Linked DNA regions of Mus musculus: region 1 is linked to region 2. A link is a loop called in an ENCODE intact Hi-C map of the cell type or tissue named here. Cell type or tissue: heart. All regions are shown on one strand. Links, peaks and the distances in the headings refer to the core of each region. The heading gives the core; the rest is flanking DNA.

Region 1 (8,717 bases), core at 322-8,321, 66 kb before region 2:
CTTGATTTCCCAGTGTAGGGTAATGCCAGGACAGGGAAGCAGGACTGGGTAGGTTGGTGTGCAGGGGGAGGGGAATGTGATAGGGGGTTGTTGGAGGGGAAACCAGGAAAGGGGATAATATTTGAAATGTAAATAAATAAGATATCTAAAAAAAAAAAGATATTGCAAGGTGCACATGTAGACTGTTAGGATCCAGTGATGGCTTGTATTTTACTTATATTGTATATAGTTATATTGGCTTATATTTATTTATATTTAGTTTACTTCTATTCATTCTCCCACAAGGACTCTTATGTAGTGAGAAGATAATGGATATTTTTAGCACATGAACAGGTAAAAAATTAAAGACCTGAATTGATTCTAAAAGGAAAAAATGGGACTTTGACAATTAACAGGAGTAGACCCATCAGAAATTGTCGTACCTTTACTAATACTGAAATTGCCTCGTTATTTGTATAAGATGAACGTTGGTAAAAAGCTTATGGTAATTTGGGGGAGAAATTAACAGCAAATAACCAAGAGTAAAAGACTGCAATTTGTAAAAGAACCAATTTGGATTTTCCTTCAGACGACAAAATGAACACCAACCTGAAACCCCTTCATTCTATAATGTTGCAGGTTAATCAGAAAAGTGAGATTATATGTCAGAAAAAAACAAGTAAAGTGTCTCAGAGCCTGTGTGATTCAATTCAAGAATCAGAGTTGTACTATTAAATTTTCTTGGATCTTTTAATAAGGTCACTGACTCTTAATGTGTGGAAAGAGTTGTTTTGCACATAGAAAGTGCTAAACTTATTCAGAATGATTCAGAATTAACATCACTATATATTCAACTACAACAAGCTGAAATAGAAGTCATCTGATCTGTATAACATATATATATATGGGATATGATATGATATATATATATATATCATCCTGAGTGAGGCAACCCAATCACATATCATATCATATCATATCATATCATATCATATCATATCCCAACAAGGAAGGCCTCAGGCACAAGGTAACGATGAGATAGACCATCTCTTAATACAAAGGGCAGTAAAAGTTTCAGAATTTCATAGGAAACACCATGTTAACAGCAAAAGTTTGAAGAAAGATATTTCTATCCATTGGCAACAAAACATGAAAATTATATGGAAATATTGTATCTGTTCTATGCAAACTCCATTACCTGCAGGGTATAACCCAAAGGGTATCCTGAAAAATAAAAATAAAATCTATCAAATGGATGGGCTGTATTTTGCAGAGTTTGGAAAATTGAAGTATGTGCATCATAGTATAGATACATATCCAGGATTTCAATGAGCTCTAAGTTCTGAAAGACCAACTCTGAACTTACTTACTAGATGTTATGGCTATTATGAGCATGCCTGTACAAATTAAGACTAACAATGCTCCAGCATGTTTCTTCAGTAAAATGAAAATGTTATACTTGTCCTCTCGGATATCTTGTCCTTTTTATACAATGTAAAGCACGTTACAGATATACCACACAATTCTACAGGACAAACAGTTGTAAAAGTATATAATTATCCTTTAAAAGAGATGGTTAGTATACAGAAAAGGGTAACAAAGACCCCCAGAGTTATATCACATAGTGCTTTATTAACTATAAATATTGTAAATGCTAATGAGCAAAACCCAACAGTTATTGAGACACTTAAATGTGAAAAAAAACTGCTGAATTAAACCATTCTTATTTTTTTTTAAGGATGTCTTAACTTCAAAGTAGAAGGCAAGAAATGTGCTGTGTTGGTGGGAGGGAGGACTTGCCTTTCTTTCAACAGAAGAAAAAAAAAAGCTGTAGATTTCATGATAACTAATAAAGATTAGATTTGCCTAAAGGAGACCTCCTGTAAAGCTTGTTTGCAGACATGAAGAAAGAAACTAAGGAAAACACCAAAATAGGTAACATGAATGCTGATACCGCTACATAGGAACAGCTCTAACACTGGCTGAGATATCAGTGTCTCCAGCCTGGACTTCAGCTACACAGAGCAAATAGATCTTGTTGGCTATAGAGTCCTCAGGAATTTTTTATTACATGTCATCTTTTCATGAGGCATGGTTGGAAATTTATATTAGAGTTTGGCTATACATTCCAAATGTATTATAAAGTTTTGATTCATTTCACTTGGCCAAACATAGAGTAGATAATTATCTTTAGCTGATTTGTGCACATTCCATATGTATTAGTGCAGTAATGTATAGTGCCTTTAAAGGTTTATATGGCTACAGAGCAAAAGGACCAGACACCAAATAAGATAAGACAAATATCACAGGTGATCCAGCTGCACACATTGCCAGAATTATGTTTCCTCAAAAATCTGCATCTAGGACAACTTAAAAAGACTAGCTAAGATACTCAAGACTTACAAACTGTTCCAGCCAGGACTTGAGTTAAGCCCTTCACTTTCCTGTCACATAGAGACTGGACAGTAAATGATACAGCTAGCTTTCCTAGTACTAAGCCAATATCTTAGGTTTCATAGGGCCTCCAAAAGATGTCATTGCCCATATACAGCCAGAAGCAATCCTAGAAAATGACTCCCCATTCTCAAGAGATAGGGGTGAGTGGGTTTTGGTCATTCAATGTGTGGTGGATGATTGTCATTATTTAAAGGGTTGTCAGTAACAATTTATTAATGGTCTCGGTCACAGAGGAAAGAAGGCATAAATACTCAGGGATCTGTTTTTCCTCTCCTCTATCCCTCTTTGTCTTCTATCCAGTGTTAGGAGAAATAAGGGGAGAAATGATGAAAAGAAAAAGGGGAAATGCAGAAATGATAGAGTAAAACGGTAAATTACTGACTCTACATTTAAACTGAAGAATATCAACAAGCCAAATAGTTTTACATTGGTTTAGATTATTATAAATTGATACAAATTAAGGTTATATTTTGCTACAACATACTGCCTATATGTTTTAACTCTTTTCTGAGGTATTGTTCCTATGCATCTCATTTAAAAATGTAATGTGACATTCTAGTCCTTAAAATATGCTACTGAAAACTGTTTAGAGTAATTAAGAAGTAAAAGGTAGCCATAAATCTATCAAATCTGTGGTCATCTAAGGTACTGGTTTAGTTTATTTAAGAAATAAGCTTTATTTAGTCTCCTGCAGATGTTTTCAAAGATGAACAGATAATAGATAACTAGAAACAAGAAATATTTCCTTATTCAGATATACTCTAGATTCACAGATGATCTTCAGACACTTCAGAGATCTACATAATGTGGCATTTAAAGATGTCTTATTCATAAGATGCTTTTCATGACAGGGAGACACAACAGCTTTTGGTGGCATCTCCATATTACTTTAATGAATATTATGGTCATCCAAGAACCTCCTTATGGAGTATGCTTCAGATACAGCAAAGCTAGAAACTTGGAAAAACAAAAAACAAACAAACAAACCACTGTCCTTGGTTCAGTTGTGAACAGAATGCTCTCCCAGCAATGCACAATCAGGGCACAAAGAATGTCAACTGATGAACTTTGCCAGGACAAGGTAGGCACATCTTTCATAGTTCCTGCTTTACAGAGAAGTCTGTCAAATACACTGGTCCAGAAGGCTGAAGACAGATACTTTATATTTCAATGAAAACTTGGGTGACTTTCCAGGTTTCAAGCAACCTCTGTAATTTCTGTAGTTTTGAAAGCTTCTTGTCCTGCACTTTCAGTTTATTCAGGTAATATTTATCCTTCTCTAATATTTATTCTTCTCAGGTGTCTGATGGGGTTGAAGATTAGATAGTTATAATCTCAAAATTGATCTTAAAGACATTTATAAGTTGATAATGCAAGTTATGATGGAAAGTGATTCAGGGACAGAACTTTGAAGTCATCAAAATAGAGATAGTGGATAGAGAATGGAGCACTTTATCCAAAGGTGACTAATACAAATGGACTGGACATTGTGAATATAATTCTTACCTGATAGTTTTCATAATTTTTCTTATTGTATGTAATTAATATTAGAGAAAGAACCTTTTTTGAACTAACAGGGGTAGATATTGGAGTAATGTCTTATGCATTGGGTAAAGATTATCTCTTTATTAAACAAATACTGATTTCTGAACCAACAGTGATATGCTTACAAGCCAGGCTTTGGGTATTGTTAATAATCAGTGATTTGTAAATACTTCCTCTCTCAGCTTTTTATTGGTTTAAATACAATGCTTATGGCCTATAGCAAAGGCAAGAAAGGAAGGTGGGACAGAGAGGAAATCTGAAAAGTGCCAGTCCAACAGAGAGGAGGAGGCTAGACCAGTATTAGATACTGAGAGGTAGAAACCATGTGGCAGGCATAGATAATATGTATGGGTTAATATAAGTTGTAAAAGTAAAATAAAAAGGGAAGAAGGGAGGGAGGGAGGGAGGGAGGGAGGGAGGGAGGGAGGGAGGAGTAACCATAAACAAAATCTATACCTCACACATGATACTGAAAAATGAAATTATGTAAACAGTCTGCAAATCCCAGCAGACATGGCAATGTGACAGACATTCCACTTATGAATGAGGCCAGGAACAAATAAATAAGAAACAGCATCCAGAGATGCATTATGTTCATATATACATATATAAGTATGAATGTGAATATTTCTGAATATAATCTGCTTGTTCTGTATAACTTATTTATTTGTATGTTTTCAAGCCTGACTATTTGCCACTGGATAACCAATTGGTGTGCTTAGTGTGCTCTTCCCTGGGAAGATCACGTATTCCAATCCCAGTCTTCCTTAGTTTCCTCTTGTTCTTTGTGTAGGCTTAAACCACTTTAGAGTTTTTGTTTGTTTGTTTGTTTGTTTGTTTTTTCTGATCGACAATGGTGTGGCCATTAGTGTAGTATGTGTTCACTTAATATTTAGGACTTTATGTGACTATGGGTGCATCTTCTGATATTATTAAAGGAGACAATCCCTTGGAAAACTCCCTAATCTCTTGGCTCTTAGAGTTGTATTACTCCTTCTTCAACAATGGTCCTGAGCCTTGGATATGGGACTGCTTTGTAGATATTTCCCACCTAATAGTACCAGGTCTTCGACAAATAATTTCCAATGAGGTTAGGGTATATCTAATAAATTAGGCCATTCTTTTTATTAATTATTTTATTTACTTACATTTTAAATATTGTCCCCCTTCTTGGTAAGAAGGCCATTCTTTACTATCTAACCTCTTTATATCTTCCTAAGAAGACCATTTTTTAATTATTTTTATTTTTATTTTTTGCTAAGCCTCCTTTCAAGAATCAACAGTTATCCTTCTCTGAGCCAAGAAGAAAATTTTCCTTATCACATGTCCCTAACCTACCTACAGAAAAGTCAAACAAAGCAGTGATAATGTGAGTCTCTGGAAAGGGGAAAGCTACAGGTGTGCTCCTGTAGTAGCAGACGGAGCCCTCCCCTTAGTATCTCCTTCTCCCTGCACTGGGGTATAAAGGCAAGCTTTCCCACAGTGTTCACTGCCTGCTGTCACAATGAGTACACTCCTGTTCCTGGCCCTTGTGGGAGCAGCTGGTAAGTTCCATGATTTAACTTGGGTCCTGTTCTTTCTTATAGAAGCTGTGAATCCCACCACTAAGGATCATTTTTCGCCCTATCAAAACTCCAATGTCCTCTTTCTTCCTCCAGCAGTAGTAGCTCTGTCTCCAGTCTTTCAAGTTTTTCTGTAAGGTTAAGGTTTATTACCCCTTCCTTGCTCATCTAATATGTGATCAGAAATGAAAGCATATGGTTCCAGGAAATGAACCAGCAGGTCTTCTGCATGGGTCCAACAGACTGGGGATAACTCAGCCCAAGTCATCTGTACAAGAGGAATACTCCTAAGTTGAAAGTTGTACTCTTCATTATACTAGAAATTATTATCTTAAAATTCTAACCTTAGGAGTCTGGAACAATGACTTTTTATTAGGATGGGCATTTATGTATATATATATAAAATCTTCCCTTGTGACCCTCAATGCCAGAGTGGTCACTGTGGCTCTGCCTAGGCCCTCTGTACCTGCAGGTAATTAATGTTGCATATCTCTCTCTCTCTCTCTCTCTCTCTCTATATATATATATATATATATATATATATATATGTATATATATATATATAATACGTGTATATATATCATATATATTATATATTAAATATTACAATGTATTGGATACATAAACATGCAATTAAACTTAAAAAACAATTATCTTCCAGAATAACATCACATTCCTCTGTCCTATGTAAAGCCTACTCTCTCTTTGTCCTTAATATGCAGATGAACTATAAAGCTTGTGGGTACATTAAAATCTCTATATTTTCAGGATATTTTGAAGATGCAGTTCAAACTGCATTAAGCTATTTAAGCTCTGTAAGACACATCAATGAAAGATCAAGGGAGGTAGTGAATCAACCATCTCTGCATCCTATTCCTGCAAGCTGAGAACATCACTTGCCCTTTCCCTGGTAACCCATCAAAATGTAGTCACATACAGAGTACTTTGCTACTGTAAATTTAAGATAATAATGTCCAGCATAATGAGAATTTTAACTTTCAATTTAGGAGTATTCCTCTACAGTCTCTCTATGTTGGGCAAACATTTATTTTTTCCTACAGGGATACAGTGTTACCTTCTTGCCTTCTTTCTTGCCTTCTATTATTGCACTCTTTAAGGATGCCTAGTCAGAGGCCTGAAGGAGTCACCTTCCAGCACCTTCATGAATTTTCTCCTCAATGATCTTTTTTTTTTAATTGAAGTTGCTTTCCCTGTGGATGATGATGACAAGATAGTTGGAGGATACACCTGCCGAGAGAATTCTGTTCCCTACCAGGTGTCCCTGAACTCTGGCTACCACTTCTGTGGAGGTTCCCTCATCAATGACCAGTGGGTGGTGTCTGCAGCTCACTGCTACAAGTCGTAAGTGGTGGTCCCTAATGGTACAGAATTCAAATTTGGCCTTTCTGCAGACACAGTATAAGATCAGGCAAGAACTAAGGTTGTAAAGTAAACAGCAGTAGTCAGAAGGGAAAGATTACCAACTAAAACATTTTTATGAGTTTGGGAAGAGTAAGTATACAGAATAAGAAGCCGTTCACATTCCTAAACAATCAAAAATAAATTAATGATATACATATTGAAGGCAAGGAAAATTGACTTTAGGATAAAAAGAACCAAATTCGAAGTCACAAAAAGACTATCTCAAAGACTAATACTGTGTTCTAAACTCAGAGTTTTCAGTGAATGTCAACAGTCTGTAAGCGTACTAAAACATTATCTTTTGACTAATTTCACCATATAGAGAGAAGTCAGAGTTAGTTTCTATACCAGATAGTATCAGACCTGAATACACATCAGTTTCAGCCAGTTTATTGAGAAAGTCTAGGAAAAGAACCTAGAAAGTAAATTCATAGCAAATTGGAAGTAGCAAAGCTACATGGATCAAGACTATCTTATCCCAAATTTGACTAGACCCATCAGAATAATAGTTCTTAAGAGGAAAGGATTTAAGGTGGTTTACATTTTGCAAAGAGACAGGACAAATGAAGAAACAAGAAAGTATGTGTATGCAAAGGGGGGAGATGTAGTTTTGAGGAGATTCCCACAGCAGTCTTTCATGCCAATCATATTTTGCTCCCCCCCCCCCCCACCTTTTGAAGCAGAGAGTAATTGGGTTTCACAATTGTAGTTGCACATCACAACTCTACTTCTGTTATATTAGGCAAGTCCTCTTCCCCATTCCAGATATATTCAGCAAAAAGAGTTCGATGACTCGGAGCTACTTGGGGTTAATGGAGAGGAAGATCCTCATACACTTCTCTTCCCAACAGCCGCATCCAAGTGAGACTGGGAGAGCACAACATCAACGTCCTGGAGGGCAATGAGCAGTTTATCGATGCTGCCAACATCATCAAGCATCCTAAATTCAAAAAGAAGACTCTGGACAATGACATCATGCTGATCAAGCTGTCTTCTCCTGTGACCCTCAATGCCAGAGTGGCCACTGTGGCTCTGCCCAGCTCCTGTGCAGCTGCTGGCACTCAGTGCCTCATCTCTGGCTGGGGCAACACCTTGAGCTCTGGCGGTGAGTAGGCTACTTTGTTGGCTTCCTTTACAACTTTCCAGAACCATTCAGGTTTCTACTCTTAAGTCACTGGATTCTAAGATGAAAATACATTGCAAGTACACTGAGATGTGCAGTGGGTATTAGAGAGAGTTGCACACAAAATGACCTTGATCACAGAATGTAAACAGAACAGATGAAAAAATTCTATTATTACTTCCATAAATGATATCAATAATCACTATTTTGGAATCCATGTTTCTTGCTGGGCCTTAATATGTAGAATAACGCCCAGTTATCAAAAACAGTTCGGGCTGGTGAGATGGCTCAGTGGGTAAGAGTACCCGACTGCTCTTCCAAAGGTCCTGAGTTCAAATCCCAGCAACCACATGGTGGCTCACAACCATCTGTAACAAGATCTGACTCCCTCTTCTGGAGTGTCTGAAGACAGCTACAGTGTACTTACATATAATAAATAAATAAATCTTAAAAAAAAAAAAAAAAAGAGTTCACCACTGGCATGTTGATGGCTATTCTGCACTGAATCACTTTCCTTCTTATCTTTTCCTCAAAGTGAACAACCCAGACCTGCTCCAGTGCCTGGATGCTCCACTGCTGCCTCAGGCTGACTGTGAGGCCTCCTATCCTGGAAAGATCACCAAGAACAT
Region 2 (8,717 bases), core at 414-8,413:
GCATCTTCTGGATATATGCCTAGGAGAGGTAGTGTGGTATCCTCCAGTAGTACTATGTCCAGTTTTTTGAAGAACCGCCAGACTGATTTCCAGAGTGGTTGTACAAGCTTGCAAACCCAACAACAATGGAGGAGTGTTCCTCTTTCTCCACATCCTCTTCAGCATCTGTTGTCACCTGAATTTTTCATCTTAGCCATTCTAACTGGTGTGAGGTGAAATCTCAGGGTTGTTTTGATTTGCATTTCCTGGACGATTGAGGATGCTGAACACTTTTTCAGGTGCTTCTCAGCCATTTGGTATTCCTCAGGTGAGTATTCTTTGTTAGCTCTAAGCCCAATTTTTTAATGGGGTTATTGGATTTTCTGGAGCCCAACTTCTTGAGTTCTTTATATATATTGGATATTAGTCCCCTGTCTGATTTAGAATAGCTAAAGACCTTTCCCAATATGTTGGTGGCCTTGTTGTCTTATTGACGGTTTCTTTTGCCTTGCAGGAGTTTGCAATTTTATGAGGTTCCATTTGTCAATTCTCTATTTTACAGCACAAGTCATTGCTGTTCTATGTAGGAATTTTTCCCCTGTGCCAATATCTTCGAGGCTTTTCCCCACTCTCTCCTCTAAAAGATTCACTGTCTCTGGTTTTATGTGGAGTTCCTTGATCCACTTAGATTTGACCTTAGTACAAGGAGATAGGAATGGATCAATTTGCATTCTTCTACATGATAACAGCCAGTTGTGCCAGCACCATTTGTTGAAAATGCTGTCTTTTTTCCACTGGATGGTTTTTGCTTCCTTGTCAAAGATCAAGTGACCATAGGTGTGTGGTTTCATTTCTTGGTCTTGAATTCTATTCCATTGTTCTACTTTTCTGTCGCTATACCAGTACCATGCAGTTTTTATCACAATTGCTCTGTAGTACAGCTTTAGGTCAGGCATAGTGATTCTACCAGAGGTTCTTTTCTCAATGAGAAGAGTTTTTGCTATTCTAGGTTTATTGTTATTCCAGATGAACCTGCAAATTGCCCTTTCTAACTTCATGAAGAATTGAATTGGAATCTTGATGGGGATTGCATTGAATCTGTAGATTGCTTTCAGCAAGATAGACATTTTTACTATATTGATCCTGCCAATCCATGAGCATGGGAGATCTTTCCATCTTCTGAGATCTTCTTTAATTTTTTCTTCAGAGATTTGAAGTTCTTATCATACAGATCTTTCAATCCTTAGTTAGAGACACCACAAGGTATTTTGTATTATTTGTGACTATTGTGAAGGGTGTTGTTTCCCTAATTTCTTTCTCAGCCTGTTTATCCTTTGTGTAGAGAAAGGCCATTGACTTGTTTGTGTTAATTTTATATCCAGCTACTTCACTGAAGCTGTTTATCAGGTTTAGGAGTTCTCTGGTAGAATTTTTAGGGTCACTTATATATACTATCATATCATCTGCAAAAAGTGATATTTTGATTTCTTCCTTTCCAAATTGTATCCCCTTGATCTCCTTTTGTTGTAGAATTGTTCTGGCTAGGACTTCAAGTACTATGCTGAGTAGGTCGGGAGAAAGTAGGCAGCCTAGTTTAGTCCCTGATTTTAGGGGGATTGCTTCCAGCTTCTCACCATTTACTTTGATGTTGGCTACTGGTTTGCTGTAGATTGCTTTTATCATGTTTAGGTATAGGCCTCAAATTCCTGATCTTTCCAAGACTTTTATCATGAATGGGTGTTGGATTTTGTCGAAATCTTTCTCCGCATCTAAGGAGATGATCATGTGATTTTTGTCTTTGAGTTTGTTTGCAGGTACTTAATGTCACATCTCTCTCTCTCTCTCTCTCTCTCTCTCTCTATATATATATATATATATATATATATATATATGTATATATATATATATTATTATATTAAATACTACAATGTGTTGAATACATAAACATGCAATTAAACTTAAAAAACAATTATCTTCTAGAATAACATCACATTCCTCTGTCCTATGTAAACCCTACTCTCTCTTTGTCCTTAATGTGCAGATGAACTATAAAGCTTGTGGGTACATTAATCTCTATATTTTCAGGATATTTTGAAGATGCAGTTCAAACTGCATTAAGCTTTTTAAGCACTGTAAGACACATCAATGAGAGATCAAGGGAGGTAGTGAATCAACCATCTCTGCATCCTATTCCTGCAAGCTGAGAACATCACTTGCCCTTTCCCTGGTAACCCATCAAAATGTAGTCACCTACAGAGTACTTTGCTACTGTAAATTTAAGATGATAATATTCAGCATAATGAGAATTTTAACTTTCAATTTAGGAGTATTCCTCTACAGTGCTCTCTATGTTGGGCAAATATTTATTTTTGCCTACAGGGATACGGTGTTATCTTCTTACCTTCTATTATTGCACTCTTTAAGGATACCTAGTCAGAGGCCTGAAGGAGTCACCTTCCAGCACCTTCATGAATTTTCTCCACAATAATCTATTTTTTTAAAATTGAAGTTGCTTTCCCTGTGGATGATGATGACAGGATTGTTGGAGGATACACCTGCCGAGAGAATTCTGTTCCCTACCAGGTGTCCCTGAACTCTGGCTACCACTTCTGTGGAGATTCCCTCATCAATGACCAGTGGGTGGTGTCTGCAGCTCACTGCTACAACTCATAAGTGGTAGTCCCTAACGGTACAGAATAAAAATTTGGCCTTTCTGCAGACACAGTATAAGATCAGGCAAGAACTAAGGTTGTAAAGTAAACAGCAGTAGTCAGAAGGGAAAGATTACCAACTGACACATTTTTATGAGTTTGGGAAGAGTACAGAATAAGAAACCGTTCACATTCCTAACAATCAAAAATAAATTAATGATATACATATTGAAGGCAAGGAAAATTGACTTTAGGATAAAAAAAACCAAATTCGAAGTCACAAAAAGACTATCTCAAAGACTAATACTGTGTTCTAAACTCAGAGTTTTCAGTGAATGTCAACAGTCTGTAAGTGTACTAAAACATTATCTTTTGACTAATTTTATCATATAGAGAGAAGTCAGAGTTAGTTTCTATACCAGATAGTATCAGACGTGAATGAACATCAGTTTCAGACAGTTTATTGAGAAAGTCCAGGAAAAGAACCTAGAAAGTAAATTCATAGCAAATTTCAAGTTAACAAAGCTACATGGATCAAAACTATCTTATCCCAAATTTGACCAGACCTATCAGAATAATAGTTCTTAAGAGGAAAGGATTTAAGGTGGTTTACATTTTGCAAAGAGACAGGACAAATGAAGAAACAAGGAAGTATGTGTATGCAAAGGGGGGAGATGTAGTTTTGAGGAGATTCCCACAGCAGTCTTTCATGCCAATCATATTTTGTTCCCCCCCACACCTTTTGAAGCAGAGAGTAATTGGGTTTCACAATTGTAGTTGCACATCACAACTCTACTTCTGTGATATTAGGCAAGTCCTCTTCCCCATTCCAGATATATTCAGCAAAAAGAGCTCAATAACTCTGAGTTACTTGGGGTTAATGGAGAGACTGTGAATCCCACCACTAAGGATCATTTTTTGCCCTATCAAAACTCCAATGTCCTCTTTCTTCCTCCAGCAGTAGCTCTGTCTCCAGTCTTTCAAGTTTTTCTGTAAGGTTAAGGTTTATTACCCCTTCCTTGCTCATCCACTATATGATCAGAAATGAAAGCATATGGTTCCAGGAAATGAACCAGCAGGTCTTCTGCATGGGTCCAACAGTCTGGGGATAACTCAGACCAAGTCATCTGTCCAAGAGGAATACTCCTAAGTTGAAAGTTGAACTTTCATATGCTTCTCTTCCCAACAGCCGCATCCAAGTGAGACTGGGAGAGCACAACATTAATGTCCTGGAGGGCAATGAGCAGTTTATCGATGCTGCCAACATCGTCAAGCATCCTAAATTCAAAAAGAAGACTCTGGACAATGACATCATGCTGATCAAGCTGTCTTCTCCTGTGACCCTCAATGCCAGAGTGGCCACTGTGGCTATGCCCAGCTCCTGTGCACTTGCTGGCACTCAGTGTCTCATCTCTGGCTGGGGCAACACCTTGAGCTCTGGCGGTGAGTAGGCTACTTTGTTGGCTTCCTTTACAACTTTCCAGAACCAATCAGGTTTCTACTCTTAAGTCACTGGATTCTAAGATGCAAATACATTGCAAGTACACTGAGTTGTGCAGTGGGTATTAGAGAGAGTTGCACACAAAATGACCTTGATCACAGAATGTAAACAGAACAGATGAAAAAATTCTATTATTACTTCCATAAATGACATCAATAATCACAATTTTGGAATCCATGTTTCTTGCTGGGCTTTAATATATAGAATAATGCCCAGTTATCGAAAAGAGTTTGGGCTGGTGAGATGGCTCAGTGGGTAAGAGTACCTGACTGCTCTTCTGAAGGTCCGGAGTTCAAATCCCAGCAACCACATGGTGACTCACAACCATCTGTAACAAGATCTGACTCCCTCTTCTGGAGTGTCTGAGGACAGCAACAGTGTACTTACATATAATAAATAAATAAATCTTAAAAAAAAAGTTCACCACTGGTATGTTGATGGCTATTCTGGTCTGAATCACTTTCCTTCTTATCTTTTCCTCAAAGTGAACAACCCAGACCTGCTCCAATGCCTGGATGCCCCACTGCTGCCTCAGGCTGACTGTGAGGCCTCCTACCCTGGAAAGATCACCAATAACATGATCTGTGTTGGCTTCCTGGAGGGAGGCAAAGATTCCTGCCAGGTAATTGGCTTCACTCTCACAAAAATAATGTGTTCTCCTAGGATTGGGGTTAACATGCCCAAGTGTATGAGGCAGGAAGTTTCCTGTAGTGGCTCCATGGAATAGTGAGGAGGGCTATTCTGGAGGTTATTTCAACATGTCAGCCAGAACAGAGGATGGGATAACCAAGGGAGGCAAAGCATGGCTACAATGGCATCTTCAGGTCAGAGTAATGTGGTCCTTTTCCCTTGTGCCTCTTCCTTCAATACTGTATTTCTCCCTTCCAGGGTGACTCTGATGGCCCTGTGGTCTGCAATGGACAGCTCCAGGGCATTGTTTCTTGGGGCTATGGCTGTGCCCAGAAGGACAACCCTGGTGTGTACACCAAGGTCTGCAACTATGTGGACTGGATTCAAAACACCATTGCTGCAAACTAAGCATCCTAATCCCTATGAAGTCACTATGCCAATAAACTGAATTTTTCTTACTTTCTGTGTCTCTGTCTGATCTCTTGCTTTTTTCAATGGGAAATATATCTTATTTGAAGTCATTTTTCTTTACCATTGATATGTGACAAGCATCATACAGCTCCATATATGTTGAATGGAATAGTATTTCAGTAGTAGCTGAAACGACAAAAGCAATTAGAAGAAAAACATAGTAGAACGTTCATGCTAAAAATGTTCTTAATAATCATTTATGTTTACATGTGATTTTTTTTTTACTGAGCACTTTCATAAACCAAAATTTTGTTCAGGAATAAATAACATATTTTAAATTGGAAAATCTTGAATGAAAGTTTTCTTTACAAGTTAACGTGATTCATAGGCACCATGGCTGGATGTGATTGTTTGTTGCCTCCCTCCTTTGGAGGCTTGCATAGCACCTTCTGGTATCATAGAAGCCAATCCTCAAAAAGAAGGCATTCAAATCAGATCAGCTCAGGGGCCTCTGGGTCCTGTGCCTTAAATGCATGGTGTGTTCAACAAAAGGGACTTACCTTCCATCTCTCTGGGTCAAAGAAGAAGTGTAATAAGCAATAGCCCATAGTGTTTCTGCAGTCTTTTTGAAAACCCTGAGAATATCTCAAAACAGGACCTTTCAAAGGCAGGGTCATTGTCATTTTGTTAGATGGTCTTTGGCTCTTGAAGGGTGTATTGCTAGTACCAGAGAGGAGCCTCCAGTGATAGATAGTATGTGTCATTTTCCAATTGGTTTCTAGGTTAAGATCTTTTACAATGTTCCATTCATTGACCTGAAATGTTGATGATCTCATTTTTTTTCAATAAAATAATCTTCCACATATATGTATCACATTTCATTATATACTCATTTGTTTGAAAGGTGTTTAGATTGTTTCAATTTCCTAGCTAAGATGACTAACCTGGCAGTAACCTGTCACTCTGTACTTGAACTACTTAACCTCCCAACAAAAGGGAAAGTATGACTGATACTATATTCCTGATCAGGACTATTTAAATAATTCTATAATCCCTAAGCAAATGAAAGCAGACATTAAAAGTCTCTCCATTAGCCTCCCACAAAAGCCCAGGGCCAGATGGTTTTAGTGCAAATTTCTACTAGACTTTCAAAGAAGAGCTAATATCAATACTCCTCAAACTATTCCATGTAACAGAAACTGAAAGAACATTTCCGAAATCATTCTATGAGATTAGTCACCATGGTTCTTAAACAACACAAAGAATCAAGAAAGTAGCAAGACACAAAATTAAATTGAAGAAATCTGTAGCCCTCCTTTATATACATGATAAGCAATCTGAGAAAAAACTTAGGGAGATAATATCTTTTATCATAGGCACAAATAATATAAAATACATGTGTATAATTATAACCAAGCAAACTAAAGACCTATATGACAAGAACTTCAACTCTCTCAAGAAAGAAACTGAAGAAGATATCAGAAGATGTTCATGGGTCCCTAGGATTAATATAGTGAAAATAGCCATATTACCAAAAGCAATCTACAGATTCAATGAAATTCCCTGCAAAATTCCAACACATTTCTTTTCATAAATTATGTTCTCGCTTTCATGTGGAAAAAACAGACTAATAATAGCTAAAACAATCTTGAATACTAAAAGAAATTCTAGAGGCATCACTATCCCTGACTTCAAGCTGTTGTACATGGCAATAGCAATAAATACTGCATAGTATTGGTACAGAAACAGACAGGTAGGTCAATGGAATTGAAACATCTTGCTTCTTCACTGGTCTTCACTTCATAGAGAGAAACTCACCAAAAAATTTCTTGTGATCTTTTGGCTCATTCTGGCCCCTTCCACTGATTTGTGCCTATTTCCTGGAGCATTGCTGCTACTCCTGGATCATGTGACCACTACCTATTCATGTTGCATGTTTGCTATTGAACTGGAGTGCTGGTATTATAACAAGGAAGGGTAGAATAGCCCAAAGAACTTATATATATATATATATATATATATATATATATATATATATTATTACGTATTTTCCTCAATTACATTTCCAATGCGATCCCAAAAGTCCCCCATACCCTCCCCCCTACTTCTCTACCCACCCATTCCCATTTTTTTTTTGCCCTGGCATTCCCCTATACTGGGGCATATAAAGTTTGCATGGCCAATGGGCCTCTCTTTCCAATGATGGCCGACTAGGCCATCTTTTGATACATATGCAGCTAGAGTCAAGAGCTCCGGGGTACCATCTAGAGACTGCCATATCCGGGGATCCATCCCATAATCAGCTTAAAAACGCTGACACCATTGCATACACTAGCAAGATTTTGCTAAAAGGACCCAGATATAGCTGTCTCTTGTGAGACTTTGCCGGGGCCTAAAAAACACAAAAGTGGATGCTCACAGTCAGCTATTGGTGGAGCTAGAGAAAGTACCCAAGGAGCTAAAGGGATCCGCAACCCTATAGGTGGAACAACATTATGAACTAACCAGTACCCCAAAGAACTTCTAAATAGGCCCACATCACTCTTTTCCTATTAACCCTCTATCTCCCTTACCTCTAGACAATGGGCAATTGAAGCATTTAAGAACACTAAATAAAGAGATTTTTGAAAATTTCAAACCTACAGACAAGCATGGTATATACTCAGTTATAAGTGGACATTAGTTATAAACCATGTTTCAGAATGTAGAACAAAATATATATTAGAGGTGGGTGGAGGAAAGGAATTAGATGGAAGAGATGATGGGGACACTAGTAAGACAGTGGGGAGATTAAATGTAGGGCACTCAATTGAGAGATAATGAAAATTGTCAGTGAGTGGTGATCCTACTGGGGTCTCCAAATAACGAGGGAAACAGAGTCCCACTGGCCTTCTCATGTTACCAAATGAAGTTTTCAGGACCAGGACTATTTTATATGCAGTGGAGTTGTTGGCCAAAAGTGTCCATGGAAATTCCCATGCAATTCATGCAATTGCCAGCATAACATGTTGCTCTCTGCAAACAGGTAGGAGGGTTCCATTGTTGAAGGCAAAACCCACACAATTCACTGAATATGGTGTCTACATAGAACTTTCACCTAGTCTTCACTGATGATGCTCTTGTATTTGTTAGCCTTGCTTTCTTCTCTAATGTTCACTTATAGTGATTTTATAGAGAAAAAGCACCAAAGAATTTCTGGTGGTGTTCTGGCTGCTTCTTGTAATTCCCTGGATCCATGCTGCTTGGTGGAGCCTTGTGACTTCTTCTGGTCAAGCCACTGCTGCTTATTGATACTTGGTGTTTTGCTAGTGGAATGGACTGCTCACAATTAAGATTGGAATCACCCAAAATAACTGCTTTAAACAGGTACATGTCCCCCATGTAATATTAGCCATCTGCCTCCCCTACTGCTTTGTCTCTGGGCTATTAGGAAGTTGAAGCATTTATGAGCCCTTACTAAAGTAGATTTTGAAAAATATAAATTTACAACATCTTTAGAAGATTTGGAGGGTCTTTGATTTATAACGTTTAGTCATAGTTTTTTT

Evidence for each region. Hi-C counts contacts between places; a loop is a spot of excess contacts. Peaks named below come from ENCODE experiments on the same cell type or tissue, not always from the same donor. Only the 100,000 strongest peaks of a DNase experiment are listed, where the experiment ranks them.
Region 1: it touches region 2 in a loop (10-fold over the local background); 10 of 42 quality-filtered maps call a loop at or near these places.

The regions. Positions count from the first base shown.
Region 1 is chr6:41,348,707-41,357,423 of GRCm38, forward strand. It overlaps Try10 (trypsin 10), which reads left to right and starts at 5,399. Exons shown (of 5, transcript NM_001038996.2): 1 at 5,399-5,525; 2 at 6,746-6,905; 3 at 7,817-8,070; 4 at 8,624-8,717. The coding sequence starts at 5,486. It also overlaps Tcrb. In heart, for the core only: no CTCF peak of the experiment used is centred there; no DNase peak of the experiment used is centred there.
Region 2 is chr6:41,414,424-41,423,140 of GRCm38, forward strand. It overlaps Tcrb and the pseudogene Gm5409. Among named protein-coding and RNA genes, the nearest start is that of Gm5771, 26 kb to the left of the region's middle. In heart, for the core only: no CTCF peak of the experiment used is centred there; no DNase peak of the experiment used is centred there.